Linked DNA regions of Homo sapiens: region 1 is linked to region 2. Evidence: read pairs that join two places in POLR2A ChIA-PET (ENCODE). Cell type or tissue: A673. All regions are shown on one strand. Links, peaks and the distances in the headings refer to the core of each region. The heading gives the core; the rest is flanking DNA.

Region 1 (2,931 bases), core at 201-2,700, 150 kb after region 2:
ATTTCATAAATATGAAAAGGTAAATAAGAAGTAATCAACTTTTAGGACCTTAGATATATTTTGTTTTTATTAGAGATGAGGCTCAAAATGATAGAGATGTTAAGGGACTTTCTCAAGACCACAGCCTAACACTGGGAGGAGAGTGAAGAGCTGATAGCAGCTCAAGCCACGGGTGCATAGAGTTCACTCCAGGCAGCCTCGATGTCAGATCTCAAGTGCACTGCTAATTCCAGGCTTCACATGCAGCTAGGAGTTAGGGTTTTAGTGAGCACCTTCCCAAAGTTAGGACTGGGGTAGGAACTGCATGGAATTGCTCTGCAATGGAAAGGCGTTATTGGACTGCAGTTGAGGGTGGCCAGGAAATGGAGCACTGGCAAGCAGTTAGTCAAGTAAATGCTTCACTTGGAAATCACTGATTTAGAGTCTTTTATAAATAACTCTCTACAATTGGCAAATTCTTTGTTCTTTTTGTTTTCTTCTGGAAGCCAGTAAAGCAGATGATCCCCCTTCTCGACCAGAACATCCCCAACTCTTCTTACCCCAGGGAATAGTTAATGAAATAATTATTTGAGATTATTTGAATGATTGATATTTGGAAGAAATGATCTGCAGATATTGGCTCCCTGGAAACAGAGGAGAAAAATTGAGAGGAAATCATACTGCTTTCTCAAATCAAGAACTTTGTGAGTGGGCCTACTGTGTGCAGGCTATAATCCTTGGATGTGTTTCTATGCCAGAGGGATAGAGTAGAGGGCAATTCTAAGAAGATGGGCCCACCCTATAAAGGTGGCAAAATAAACTTATCTAAATAGCAATGTTGGCTTTATTAGACCAATCTATTCACCACCTTCTTGGGGAAATTTAGAAGTTTAGAAGGCTTTACTCATACATTTATAACATGTTATGGCAAGTTGAAATTTGAGGATAACAGGAGACTGATAAGTTAGGGAAAAAGATGTAGGAATACATGTTTGATAGGGGCGGAAGTATGAGGATTCAGCAGTATTTGTAGAAAACACCAATCTGAGGTTAGTGGGAAAATGGAATTGCTTGGTAAAGATATGGTGCATATCCTGATATGGTGCATGCCGGTAAAGGATAGAGAGAGGCACCTAGTCTGAAGAGAAATCACTGATTTCTGGAACTTTTTGGCCAATGTTATAATCATTCACATTTTTTATGAACAATTATTAAAAATTGGAGTCTAAGTATTTCTTTGTTAAGATATCTTTTATTAGATTATCAAAGGTCTTATAGTAGCCCCTGTCCTGATACCTGCTGCTGGTTTGATATCTGACTGACTTGGAATAAATATAAAACAATGTTCTCTCATCCTATCTGAGAATGAATAATACGGAATTTTAGATACGGATTATGTTTTATGAATATAAAAACTTTAGAAAAATGAATCAGTTCCAAAGAATCCCACTTAACTTCTATTTGCCTACAAGGAGCTCTGCATAGCAAGATAGAGCTGCACCTAAAATAGATATGGCCATTTGAAAGAAGATGTGAAATACCTTCATGTTCTGAGAATGACAGAGGCTTAAAAGGATCTTCATGTCTCAGCAGAGAGGGTGAGCTGCCCAAATTGAGTTAAAGAAAGGCAGATGATACATGTTAGATGGATTAAATTCACAACACCCAATAAATTACATCTTAAGGAGAAGAGTGAGGGTCAATGAGCTCTCTAAGAATATTCCAAGCACAGATTTTCATACACATATTCTTACCATAGATCCATCTAAAGTAGAAACTGCTCCACTGTTTGTTAGTAATTCATGTCTATGAAATGTGGAAAGCGGCCTTTGGAGTCACCATTTTACTTTGCAGTGACTGCATGAATCACTCTTCACTGCTGACTTGCTTTAGTGCATATTTAAATTTATATTGTTAATTTTTTAATACTGCTCCTTGGGGAGCAGAGCTACCCTATAAGCAGTGTGCCCAGAGTATCCTAATTACTGACTGATTGCTATGCATTATTTTGTATCTTCTTAGATTGTCCAAAAATTGATTCTAGTCTAACATTCTTGAATTTAAGATAGCACACAGTCTGCTATATAGATTGGTTAGAAAACCCAAATTTAGTGAATGGACTGAGTTGGAAATCTGTCCAACAAATAGATAAGAATGTCCAGTCTTTTTTCTTGCAGCCCTGTCTACTTCACCCATTCAAAATTTCCTTTGTTTCTCTGAATAGGCATGTTTATGTGGCTTCCTGGACCTAGCTTGAGAAAAAAAAAAAAAAAAAGACAAAAACTACTGCAATAACAGAAAGACAGAATTGATCTGGTCATATTTCCCTGTACCTAAAACGTATATGTAAAAAGGGACTGATTATTTTATAGATTTTAAAAAATGTAGGTTACAATTCAAAAGGAACAGCACATGTAGGCAAAGCCTATGTGAATGTCAGGACTTTCTCCTTCAAATAAAAAAAATAATTGCACCTTATCTTTACCTATCACATTATCTGAACACATTTCTATATTTTAAATTAGTTTCCAAACATATTTGATTTGTGCCAATTGACTTTTTCAATTAAACCTTATAATTTTACTTCCTTGTGAAGCGCTCAAAATCTGCAAAGTTCACATCAGAAACCAGTGTCTTTGTCAATGTTAACAATAATATTAGTATGAAACATCTTTCAGATACTCTCATTTCTTTCCTGAATGTAATATAAAGCCTGTCATCAACTCAGCCTCTAAGTAAACATAGCAATGTGTGGTCTCAACATGGGAGCCATTCATCGCATTGAAGACAGTGTCAATAATTGCTTAAATATTCAAAACTGGCTCTGCATCCTAACAGTCAGCAGTAGCACATTTACTCAGCAATGATTCTTTTATGTAATATAAAGGTTTTAAAAAACCTGCTGTTCTCATCTATTCATATGTATTATATCTCTTTTAAAACTCACATGCA
Region 2 (2,931 bases), core at 132-2,631:
AGAATCTAATTTCTGATATGTTTCTAATTTATTATTTAAATTGAATTTTCCACCCTTGAGTTAATTCATTTATAGCTTATTTTGGAACATTTTACTCAGTGCAACCTTCTAAAAAGAATGTTTACCATGATTTTCTCTTCTTTTTTTGCCAGAAATGAATATTAAAATATGTCAGAATATGAAATGTTATATAATTTGATGGAAAATTTGAGCCATATTCAAAAATGGAATATAACAGATATACAGATTTCTTATCTATATAGTTTTAACAAATGCATTTTTTACTTACAGTATAAGACAATTTATTTTTATCATTTATATGAGGATAACCACAAATAATTCACAGTTGATTATGGTCAAGCCTATTTATCTACTCTTAAATTTTAACCAATATATTTTACTCAATTTCTTTTTAGGACATTTTTCTTCTTACCATGAATGTAGTATTTTTGAAAGCTGCCAGACTGATAGCTCTGTTGAATGAAAGCCTCTATTTAACCACAGATGAGCTACGATATGGGACGCAGCAATGCATAATCATCAAATTTCTGTACTGGAGGAGGCATATTTGCTTCTCTACACATGTGATGTGGGCATATCCAATTATAACCACTGAAAATTACACAGCTGTAAGGAGAAAACTGACTTATTAAAATATTGCACACACCGGTCACTATTGGTTACCCAGGTTAGGATCCAAGGGCAGGACAATGGAAACAGGAACCCTAAGTAGTTGTTTTGTACTTTCTTTTTCTTTTTTTGTTTTTTGAGACAGAGTCTCGCTCTGTTACCCAGGCTGGAGTGCAGTGGCGCAATCTCGGGTCACTGCAAGCTCCGCCTCCTGGGTTCACACCATTCTCCTGCCTCAGCCTCCCGAGTAGCTGGGACTACAGGCGCCCGCAGCCATGCCCGGCTAAATTTTTGTATTTTTAGTAGAGACGGGGTTTCACTGTGTTAGCCAGGATGGTCTCGATCTCCTGACCTCGTGATCCGCCCTCCTCGGACTCCCAAAGTGCTGGGATTACAGGCGTGAGCCACCGCGCCCGGCCAGTTGTTTTGTACTTTCTACGTGGCAGCTAAATTACTCATATCACTGTTTTGGGTTTCTTGACAATATTCATCTAGGGCTGAAATTCAAGCACTACAACAAGCAACATTTTAAACATGGCCAATCTATCGTATTATTGACAGAGTAAGTTTTCCAGAAAAATTACTGAAATTAAGAATTAATCTCCTTTCCTAAATGCAATTTCCATGTATTTTTTAAAGTTGGATGAGCAAGAAATCACTTATTTGTTGTAAACGTGGATTCCAGTTGAGTTATTCATGAGGCAAGTGCAGTAATATCTGTTAGATTCAGTATCTACTAAAGGTATTGAAAGACCATCTGAACAAACAAAGCAGGTCCCCATTCCTAACTTTAACATGCAAACCAGTCAGCTCTCACGTATTAAGGGCCTCATGTAGACCGTGGACTGTACTTCGTGACATAATCTTCCTGCATTCAGAGAGCAATGGATTAACACAACTAACCAAAAATCCAAATTAGATTGCATAGTGTGATATACAATGCACCTACGTATCCATCTATAGCATGATCTCTGCATATGTTTGTTTGCGGTTGCGCAGAATGGAAAGTTCCTGATAGAAAAGCTCAGGAAAAGTTGTAAGAAGGAAGTTGTATTCACGAACTGCTTAAAAAGACAGTTGAATTTTAACAGCCATTTCTAGGTGATAATAAACACACATTTTGGGGAGTCATTTTCTACCACTCATTAAGATATGGGTGATTTTGTTTTTGTGCCTGAAATAGAGCTGTATGAACAGACTATTTCAACAGAAAATTGAGTTATAAACTACTGGCATCTCTGGAATTATGACCCTTCTATTACCCGTGTCAAAACTCATTGAGTCGTACATCTAAGATTTGCATATTGCATTGAATATTAATTTTAACTGAAAAGATAAGTAAAGAAGTATTGAACCTGCTGAAGTATTTGGGAGCAGGAGGAGGTATACCAATGTCTGAAACTTTGAAATGCATAGAAAATAAGGTGGATGGTTAGATAGATGTGTATATAAAGCAAGTATGCTAAAATGTTAATTGTAGGATCTAGATGATGGGCATATTACCCATAAAATTGTTATTTCAACTTTTCTCTTTTTGATAATTTTCATAAAATGTTGCAACTGAGTTACCTTTAAATATTTGCACATGGTATCCCAGTAGCTTGGTCTAGCTAGGGTCTAGAAAACAGTATTTTTTTTTAAGCCCCCATCGAATCACACATAAACTCAGGTTTTAGAACCATGATCATAAGATGTATTTCAACTTTTAAAAGTTCTTAACCATTTTTAATCTTCATACCGAATTTTAATAGTGCCAAATTTAATATATCTTTCACTTAGTATTGTCCCATAACCCCAAAAGTCAGTGCTAAAACAGAATAAACCCTTCTTAGTTCTCTATTTTTATACTAAATGAAATCTAATACATATATTTATATCTTTGTATGTTTGTAGGCTTCCCTGAGTAACTACTTTTCTACATGATGTAGCCTCAAAATATTTCCTCAAAGGTCAGGAGTTTGAGATCAGCTTGGTCAACATGGTGAAACCCCGTCTCTACTAAAAATACAAAAAGTTAACTGGGCATGGTAGCATGCATCTGTAGGGGCTGAGGCAGGAGGATCACTTACTTGAACCTGGGAGGAGGAGTTTGCAGTAAGCTGAGATCTTGCCACTGCACTCCATCCTGGGTGACAGAGTAAGTCTCTGTTTCACAAAAAATATTTCCTCGAAGACTTTTTTTTTAATATAAGAGAATGTAAAGATTTTTTTCTTTTTGATTTTCATTAGAAACTAAATGAAAACCTTACTGAAAAGTTTATTTTCAAAGTAGATCTCCTAAACAAAACTTGTGTTTCTCAG

The links. Peaks named below come from ENCODE experiments on the same cell type or tissue, not always from the same donor. Only the 100,000 strongest peaks of a DNase experiment are listed, where the experiment ranks them.
Region 1: POLR2A ChIA-PET joins it to region 2 with 7 read pairs; 2 of 35 experiments call an interaction of 5 or more read pairs at or near these places.

Annotation. Positions count from the first base shown.
Region 1 is chr9:80,587,519-80,590,449 of GRCh38, forward strand. No RefSeq gene overlaps it. Among named protein-coding and RNA genes, the nearest start is that of LINC01507, 760 kb to the left of the region's middle. In A673, for the core only: no CTCF peak of the experiment used is centred there; no DNase peak of the experiment used is centred there.
Region 2 is chr9:80,439,295-80,442,225 of GRCh38, forward strand. All of the region lies in intron 1 of LOC105376103 (a long non-coding RNA gene), which reads left to right. Among named protein-coding and RNA genes, the nearest start is that of LINC01507, 620 kb to the left of the region's middle. In A673, for the core only: no CTCF peak of the experiment used is centred there; a DNase peak (open chromatin) is centred at 1,567.